3 separate regions of the Homo sapiens genome follow, and regions 2 and 3 are each linked to region 1. A link is a contact called in ENCODE Hi-C data. All regions are on one chromosome and are shown on one strand. Each heading gives the region's core, a stretch centred on a gene start or an enhancer-like site at or near the end of the contact. The rest is flanking DNA. Distances are from core to core; before and after follow the strand shown. Region 1 holds the start of GDA (guanine deaminase). Region 2 has its middle 15 kb from the start of CEMIP2. Region 3 has its middle 78 kb from the start of TMC1.

Evidence for each region. A loop is a pair of places that touch in the nucleus more often than their neighbours do. Pooled maps may share reads with other maps.
Region 2: a loop to region 1 is called in a map with no recorded cell type, with 4 times the contacts of the local background. The contact joins the enhancer-like site here to the promoter of GDA in region 1. A Hi-C loop is called at or near these places in 10 of 37 single-sample maps with no recorded cell type and 4 of 50 pooled maps.
Region 3: a map with no recorded cell type shows a loop between it and region 1 (2.8-fold over the local background). The contact joins the enhancer-like site here to the promoter of GDA in region 1. A Hi-C loop is called at or near these places in 2 of 37 single-sample maps with no recorded cell type and 4 of 50 pooled maps.

What each region holds. Positions count from the first base shown.
Region 1 is chr9:72,147,788-72,150,854 of GRCh38, forward strand. GDA (guanine deaminase) reads left to right here and starts at 1,653. Exons shown (of 14, transcript NM_004293.5): 1 at 1,653-1,895. The coding sequence starts at 1,773. RefSeq lists enhancers at 1,352-1,853, 1,854-2,353.
Region 2 is chr9:71,781,918-71,784,984 of GRCh38, forward strand. No RefSeq gene overlaps it. Among named protein-coding and RNA genes, the nearest start is that of CEMIP2, 15 kb to the left of the region's middle. Within about 2 kb of position 1,399, at least 12 of the 41 ENCODE cell types and tissues checked have a DNase peak (open chromatin) inside an H3K27ac peak, as active enhancers do.
Region 3 is chr9:72,442,491-72,445,557 of GRCh38, forward strand. No RefSeq gene overlaps it. Among named protein-coding and RNA genes, the nearest start is that of TMC1, 78 kb to the right of the region's middle. RefSeq lists an enhancer at 1,703-1,962. Within about 2 kb of position 1,566, at least 9 of the 41 ENCODE cell types and tissues checked have a DNase peak (open chromatin) inside an H3K27ac peak, as active enhancers do.

The DNA.
Region 1 (3,067 bases), core at 403-2,902:
TTTTCAGTGTGCTGGCTGTCGGTACTGCCAGGAGGGAGTGCAGTTGGCAGAATCAGGAGAAAGTGACAAGGAGCAGGGACAAGTGTAATGACCTCAGCTGCAGAGATTCCTAATTCTGGATCCCTGGTAGGGTGATCAACCATCTGTGTGCATGGTTCTGACGGTTTTCCTGAACGGCCTTTCAGTGCTAAAACCAGGAAAGTGCCTGGTAAACCAGGATTTGTTGGTCACCTTAGACATTGGTTATGGGGGAGCTGAAGGAACTGAGAAGGGAACGAATCATTTCTATAAGCCAGCCCTGTGTCTTAAAAGCAGCAATTCAGAGAAAAACTGCTCACACACTGCAATGAAACCCTCACCCTTTATGTAGTTGTCAAAATAGTTATTTGTCTCAGGTTATGGCTCTGCTCACAGAAAAACCATCCATTCATTTATTCAATAAACATGTATGGAACACCGGCATTGTTCTAGGCATAAGACACATTCCCTGCTCCTGTGGTGCTTCTGTTATTGGTGTGTGTATGTGTGTGTGTGTGTGTGTGTGTGTGTGTGTGTGTGTGTGTGTATTGGTGAGAGGGAAACAGGAGTAAACTAAAAAACACAAAATAAAGAAGAATGGACACAATAAATGCAATGGCAGAAACAAGATGGATTAGTGGAGTAGAAACTGCTGGGAGTCCGGTGCCACTTGGTGGTCAGGAAAGGTGACTCCGAAGAGCCTGACATTTGAGACAAATCAGTGGTGAGAAGAGCTGCCAAGTAAAGCGCCACAAGAGGGATTAGGGGCAGAAGGAACAGCACGTTAGAGGGCCCTGAATGGAAGCCAGCTGGGTTTCATGGAGGAACTTAGTGAAGGACCCTGTGGTCATTGTGTAGGGTGGGAACGCTGACCCTAGTTATGACCCAGTCCAAGCTCCATTTTCATAAGTGGGGATGATAAGCACACTGAGGCCCACGTGTCTTGTCCACAGTCTCTTGATTCCCAATTCAGCACCCATGGTACCATTGCTGCCTATTTGACTTGAGAACTTAATTTTCTCCCTTTGTACAACTGGAAGTAAATAAAAGAGATTCATTCATTTTACACGAGAAAAATTGGTATTGGAATTGTTTGCGGACAAACACAAGAACCAAAAACATTAGCCTCAAGGTGAAGAGAGGAACCTTGGCGTCCACAATGACACCCAGTTTAGGGGTCCCCAGAGATGTTCGGTAAGACATGCTTCCAGAACCTTCCAGGTGAGGACCAATACTAATTCTGCAGTCTACATAAACTAAAAATGAAACTGGTCATAAGGTAGGCAGCCCCAGCTGACCTTTCACCTGTGCCTGAACTAATGCAAGTACAGGACCTGAGTGCTACAGGTTGAAGAAGTAAGTGATCCTAGGAGTTGAAGGGTCAGAGGAGCCAGGCTGACACAACTCATAGAAGGTGGAGGAAGCTGATCTTCTGAGCCTCAGCTGTGGTTGATCTTGATAACTCAAAGAGTTAACACAACCAAAACTAACGCAAGGGTGGAGAGAAAGACCACACCCCACGGGAGCGCGGAGCCAACTCGCGGGAGAAAAATCCTATTGGCATTGAGGAGGTAGGGAGCCAGCCCCTGGGCGCGGCCTGCAGGGTACCGGCAACCGCCCGGGTAAGCGGGGGCAGGACAAGGCCGGAGCCTGTGTCCGCCCGGCAGCCGCCCGCAGCTGCAGAGAGTCCCGCTGCGTCTCCGCCGCGTGCGCCCTCCTCGACCAGCAGACCCGCGCTGCGCTCCGCCGCTGACATGTGTGCCGCTCAGATGCCGCCCCTGGCGCACATCTTCCGAGGGACGTTCGTCCACTCCACCTGGACCTGCCCCATGGAGGTGCTGCGGGATCACCTCCTCGGCGTGAGCGACAGCGGCAAAGTAAGCAGGCGCGGGGTCGAGCGCACTCCGACGGGCGGGAGGATAGGTGCAAGGAACCTGGCGCGGTGCTTCGCGTAGCCCGGGGTTCGCTCGGTGCGCAGTGAGCGCCGCGGCTCCGGAGTTGAACTTGAGTCTTTGGCTCTTGGGCAACGCAGAGAGAACCCTGGCGCTAGGTTCGTGGGCTGGCTGGGGAGTTCCCAGAAGTCGGGAGCAGTGGCGTGCTAACGCCACAACTGGCTCGACAGCAGTCCGGGCTGCGGTAGAGCCGGGAGCAAGGATGTCACCCCCCGCTCCCCCGCCCCCCGTTCCAATCCTAAGATACCGGCAATAATCTTCAATCTTGCTTAAATCATCTTTGTTTCCAACACCTAGCACTGTGCCTGGCACAGGAGGCTCTCCATAAATGTGGTTGAATTTATTGTGAAAGAAATAAGAGGAGGGGGTCATTTGATTGATGTTGTTTAGCGTGTCCAGAACATAGAATAAATAGAACTGATTACATTCACCCTATCATTCAACAGAGATAATATACTAACGATGAAGGTTCCACAACTTGTAATACTAGAAGGGATGGTCCGAAAGAAATAATTCATCCATCTCTTTTCCTTCCTCTCTCTCTCTTATACACACACGCGTACACACACACACACACACGCACGCACACACACACACACACCATAGCCATTTGCATCAAAGCAAGCAGTTCCATTTTAAGGTTCAAAATGTCTTCTTTGAATGTATCTTTTACACTTCCTTTTCCAAAATCAGGATTTCTACAAATGACACAGGTAACTTGATGTCTACTATTTACTGTTCCATACACACATATAGTGACTATATCAGCCATGGCCTGGCAAGTTTGATAAGTGAAGCCATTCCATTTTTTAGAACAAAAAAATGATAAAATAAATATGGAGATGGGATTTTTTGAGCTGTTTTCCAACTACTGGTTTGGTTAGCAAAAGTACACATACTTGTGATTTGTCAAGTTGAAGATACTATTCTTGACTAAGATGCTACCGAGTCGGTGACAGTTTTGAATCGTGACTCTTACATTTGGGGGTAACTAAACACTGTTTTCTCATGGTGCTTTAAAAAATACTCTTTCTATGCACGTTCAGGGAGCCTGCTGTTGTGTTTCCAAGGTGATAAAACTCTCAGAGCTCTCCCAG
Region 2 (3,067 bases), core at 149-2,648, 370 kb before region 1:
GGGCCTTGACAACATACAAAGTATTATAGAAACTAACAGTCATGGCCAGGCATGATGGCTCATGCCTGTAATCCTAACACTTTGGAAGGCCGAGGCAGGTCGCCCGAAGTTCAAAACCAGCCTGCCTGTGCAACATGGTGAAACCCCATCTCTACAAAAAATACGAGAATTTGCTTCACGTGGTGGCACACGCCTGTGGTCCCAGTTACTCAGGAGGCTGAAGTGGGAGGATCCCTTGACCCTGGGAAGTTGAGGCTACAGTAAGCCATGATAGTGCCACCGCACTCCAGCCTGGGTGACAGAGCAAGACCCTGTCTCAAAAAACAAAACAAACAAATAGATCACAATATCTATCATTTGATAACTTATTATGTGCCAACCACTGTGAAAAACTAAAGTCTCATTGGAAAATGACTACTATCTTCCAATATTTGAAGATGCTAGAGTCTAAAAAGCCCAAGTTCAAATCCTGACTCAACCATCTACTCATTGTTTGACTCTGGACAAATTTCCCAAATCCTCTGTGCTTCAGTTTTGCCACATGCAAATTGATAAAATGGGAATAAATAATTCCACAAGGTGACAAGAATGTAGCCAAAAATCTTCCACAAGGCCCAGTATATTTTTGGCAACACATTTCCTTCTTTCCCTATAATAATCACACACTATAAGGAGCTGTATCTGATTGTTGGAATTCACCAAAGATTAAATGTCTTGTTTTATGAGCTTGCTTCCTTGTAAAGGTAGCTTCATGAGCTTCACATCCCTGGATGTGTTTATGAAGAGATTGGACAGGTATATGCAAATAGCAACACTTATAGAATGCTTGCTATGAGCTAGGCACTGCTGTGTGTGTTTTACAGATAGATATTCATCCTGCCAATCCACACATTTTACAAATGAGGAAACTAAAAGCGACTAAGTAATTTGTGTAAGATTATATAGCCAGTAGGTGCCAGGAATGTGAACCAAGGGTGTCTTTGCTCTTAACCACTTCACCAACTGCATATAAGCAATAGTGACAAGGACATTCCACTATTTGTTGGGTGGGTGCTGGTGCCAATGACATCCCTTCCAGCACAGAGATCCATGGGCCCATAATCTCAGTACAGTGTGAACAGCTAAAGGGATTCAACTGTGACAGACTGAAAAACCAATGTAAAACAGGAGGCAAGAGATGCCCACACCTGGAGTGGCCAAAGGAGCAGAATGTTCCAAGCCTGGACAGCATATCACTGAGAGATGGAGATGCTCAGGCTGGGAAAAGCACTGGCGTGAGGAGGCGGGGCAGCCAGCCAGACATGTTTCCTACAGCTAGGCCCTAGGTGTCACCAGTGTGACAGGGCCACCAGTCATCCCTCCATTCTTTTGTACTTTCATTTACACATTTCATTTCGTGACAGGAAATAACACTGTCAGCAGCACAGTTGCTCACGGCATGTGCTGCAGGGGAGCTGACGCACGGAGGGTGGAAAGGGTGGAGGTGGGACAACGGGTGTTTGTGCCAGCATGTCATATACCGTCCTGACCTGCTGCATGCTCTTCCTTGCCCCGGGGCAGGTCTGGCAGCTGCTTACACAAGGCTCAAGTTGTTTGGAGTGGGGGAGGGAGAGGGGACCCACATCACCTATTTGCAGCTTTGCTTTTAAAAGTCGGTATCACCGATTTAGATTTGGGGTTTGGATTTTGAGGGGAACAAGAGGATTATTAGGTCCTAATATGACTTTTCTTCTCTTGCTCCCCTCTGCCTTCGGAAGTATCTAGATGTAATATCTCGTGCTAACCACAAGTTGAGAGTGGTAAAGTCATTCTGCTGGAGAAAATAGTAAAAATAATACTGACTTCCATGTTCATATTCAGTTTGTTTCTAGGAAAGACAAACATCAGTGGCGTTTAAATAAAAGATTTTTCAGCTGGGTGCAGTGGCACATGCCTGTAATCCCAGCTACTCGGGAGGCTGAGGCACAAGAATCACTAGAACCTGGCAGGTGGAGGTTGCAGTGAGCCAAGATCACACCACTGCACTGCAGCCTGGGTGACAGAGCGAGACTCTGTCTCAAAAATAAATAAATAAATAAGTAAAATATTTTTGTATGATTAGCCCATGTTATATATACTCAACCTTAGTCAAACTTTGTATTGACACCCTCTCCACCCTGCCACCACAGATTATTTGCTGGTCAAAAGAGGAAAATAGTTACAGGCCAGAGCAAGGAAGGGAACTGTTTCAGACCACGAGAGACTTAAAATGCACAATAATCAAGTACAACATGTAGTCTTTGACTGGATCTTTATCTGAGTGGATCAATGGAAGACACATTTGGGATCAAATGAAGAAATTTCAATATGGACAAGGAATCAGGTGCTTTAAGGAATTATTGTTAATCTTGTTAGCTATTGTCTTAGTTCATTTTGGGTTGCTATAAAAGAATACCCGAGGCTGGGTAATTTATTAAGAAAAGAGGTTTATTTGGCTCATGTTTCTAGAGGCTGTACAAGAAGCATGGCATTGAGCATCTGCTTCTGGTGGGGACCTCAGGCAGTTTTCATTCACGGTGGAAGGTGACAGGGAGCAAGAGAGAGGGAAGGAAGGTGCCAGGCTCTTTTTAGAAATCATATCTCAGAGGAACTAATAGAGGGAAAAGTCACTCATTGCCACCGTGAGGGCGGCAGAAAGCCCTTCATGAGAGATCTACCCCCATGATCCAAAATTGAGGATCAAATTTCAACATGAGATTTGGAGGGGACAAGTATCCAAACTATATTAGGAATATTAATGATGTTATATAAAGAAAAGAAATTTTAATCCACATAATTGTTTAGGAAAAAAAAAGAAAAAATTTTTTTAAAAAATATGTGTTTTCATATGTTTATTTCAGCACTATTTACAATAACAAAGACTTGGAACCAACCCAAATGCCCATCAATGATAGCCTGGATAAAGAAAATGTGTCACATATACACCATGGAATACTATGCAGCCATAAAAAAGAGTTGGTTCATGTCCTTTGCAGGGGCATAGATGAAGCTGGAAGCCATCATTCTCAGCAAACTAACACAGGAACAG
Region 3 (3,067 bases), core at 316-2,815, 290 kb after region 1:
TCTTGTATAAGTTACAGAGACTTTCTGAGGCTTGATTTCTTTATCTGCAAATGGAAGATACTAATAGTATTTATCCCTTAATAAAAGTTCACTATCTCTTTGGCTAGAGTCACAGAAAGAGAAAAAAGTTCAAAATCACCACTGTAGCAGAAGTGTAAAGTTATTTACGCTGTTTTCAAATACGCAACAACAACAAAGTATGGCTCCTTTTTTATATACTAGGTCTGTTGTCAGCAAAGATCATCCTCACTCAACCACCCCCAACCCAAAGGGTGACAAGTGCAGTTTTAGTCTCACCAGAATTTTATTCAATTTTATAAAGAAAATCATGACTTTAGGTAAATTCTTTATCTCTTTTAGATAAAGTGCTCAGTCTCTCAGGTTTCTGCTCACTCTGTTTCTCTTCAAGATGACATCTGAATGTGAGGCTTAAGCGACTTCAGCAGGACAGAGGACATTGGGAGTTCTTGGCATCCTTTTGACATTGTTGGTCTCTGCTGTGTCATGGCTGGTCCGCGCTGCTCCCTGGACTCATGACCACTGGGAGGGACTGGTGCAATTTTGGGGTGTTCTGCTGGCATATGAACTGAAGCCTGTAACTGGTGTAATGCATGGACCATTCTTATCCTTGCTGACATGACCTTACCTTGTTAGTGCTGCAGAGGTCCAGTGTGACTTTCCTAGCTCTTTTTTTTTGAGGCAGAGTCTCACTTCGTCGCACAGGCTGGAGTGCAGTGGTGCCATTTACTTTGACCTCCACTTTCTGGGTTCAAGCAATTCTCGTGTGTCAGCCTCCTAAGTAGCTGGGATTACAGGCATGTGCCACCATGCCTGGCTAATTTTTTTTTTTTTAATTTTTAATAGAGATGGGGTTTCACTATGTTGGCCAGGCTGGCCTCGAACTCCTGACCTCAAGTGGTCCACCCCAGTTGGCCTCTCAAAGTGCTGAGATTACAGGCATGAGTCACTGTGCTAACCTCTCCTAGCTCTTCAAACAGGAAGTCTGCCCTGCAGTGTAGACCGCAGTATGATTAGCAGTTGGTTCTGAGTCACTTGAGCCCTGATTTGTGGTATTTGCAGACTTTTGTGGTGCAAACATTTCTGCCTTGGCATTTCAAGGTACCAGTGTGGTGTCACCAAATGTGAAGTTGGAAAAAGATCTGCCTTACAGATACAATAGATACATATAAGCTCAAGAACATAGATAATATGTAAAATGTAGTCTAATAACTATGGAGTGACAATTTTGAATATTTCTTGTCTTTATTTTTAATAGAATTAATTTAAATGTAAGTTGAAATATCTTTGTTTTTAAGTATTGCTGTGTTTAACAACTGGCTTGCAAAGTTTCTTATAATTTAATAGGCAGGTCTCTGACCCGGTGAACCATCTCTGGCTCACCACTAACAGGTCATCTCATCTTTTTTGTCAAGACATCTTCTATCAAGCTCCTAATCAGGCCCTCAATCAAGTTCCATGTTCTCTTTGGCGGCGTATTGGAAGCGTGAAGTTTAGGCCCACACTTTGCTATCCACAAGCTGACAGAGAGGCAACAAGAGACACAGTATGCTCTCAGCTACTAAAAAGGAAGTGGGACAGAAGCTCCTCTGCCCATGCCATTAATCTTGACTCATATAACTCACTTCCCCCTGGTGGAGTCTGTCAAATAGTCAGAATGTCAAATTCCCCTAGACTCTTGAAGAAAACTCACTCAATGGCCAATTCACAAAAGCCCATTTCACCAAATGAGAAATTCATGAAATTTAGTTTCTTTTTGTTTTAGTTGACCAGTTTTCCTAATAGCATTTTAAAGAAGAATGTCAAATTTGGTCTCCTGCAGCAGTCAACTGTGTGGCCTTTTCTTTCTCCAGAGTTTCAGCCACTTTCTTCTCCACTTTGCAGGTTCCACAGCCTAACCTGTTTCTTAGAACTACTTAGTAGTCATAGGAGAGAATGCAATTGCTCTAGGTCCTCCATTGGATGCTCTTCATTCTTCATTTGGTTTTGTTTTGTTAAAGAAGACAAATCAAAATAGAGAATGGCTGTCAAAAATAACAAGCCCAGGGGAGTTCTGGAGATTAACATCAGCACCAAACATTGCTCACAGCACTGGTCTCTGTTTATAGAGCAATCTCTAGTCTGTTTACTCATCTAGGTGTTTTAAAATGTTGGGCTCAAGTATCTGGGCTTGCAGGTATTGAGAAACTACTGAAGGCACAAATAGAGGAATGACAAGTTTGGATCTGCTTTAGACACTGAACTATGGTAGTAATACGTGAAAAGGACCAAAAAAGGGAATTTGTAAGCAGAGAATCCAGTTAAGAATTCATTAGAACCCAGGTGAGAGATAACAGTCTGCACTCCAGTAATGGAAGTGATGGAATGATAAGAGCTTTTTCCTGGCTACCCTAACTTAGAGGACTCCCTGTTTACTCTCTAGCACTGTGCCCTATTTGTGGAAATTTATAAATTTATATTTAGATGCCTACTTATCATCTGCTCTCTCACTAGACTGTAAGCTCCCTGAAGCCAGGGTTTGGATGTTTCATTTCCCAAAGTATTCTCATCACCCAGCACAGTGTCTGGCACATAGCACACGCTCCACAGACACCTGGGAAATAAAGTGGAATTAAGAAGAAAGAAAAGATATTCATCAGTGGGAGCAAGTTAGTTATGTTTTATAGTAAGGGAAAGATGCTCATGGAGAAGGAGGAGTGAAAAGGCAGAGGAGAGACAATAAAAGACGGCACAGACTCCAGGATAAGCAGGAGTAAACAGGATAAGGACAAAAGCAGCAGAATTAGCTTTGCCTAGAAGGGCTCCTCTTCTTCTGTCATGGGAGGAACGGAAGAATGGATGTGTATGGAGGTTGATTGGATTTTAGGTTATAAAATTGATGGTTTATGTTTCCTGGAGGTGTGGTAGGCACAGTTATCAACTGAGAGAAAGAGAGAAAAGGAAGAGAAAGAGAAAGAGGAAGAGGAAAGAAAGGGAGGAGGAGGAGGAAAAGAGGAAGAGGAATTAAAAGTTAAGAGGGTGGTGAGAATTTAACAAAAATTACTTTAAG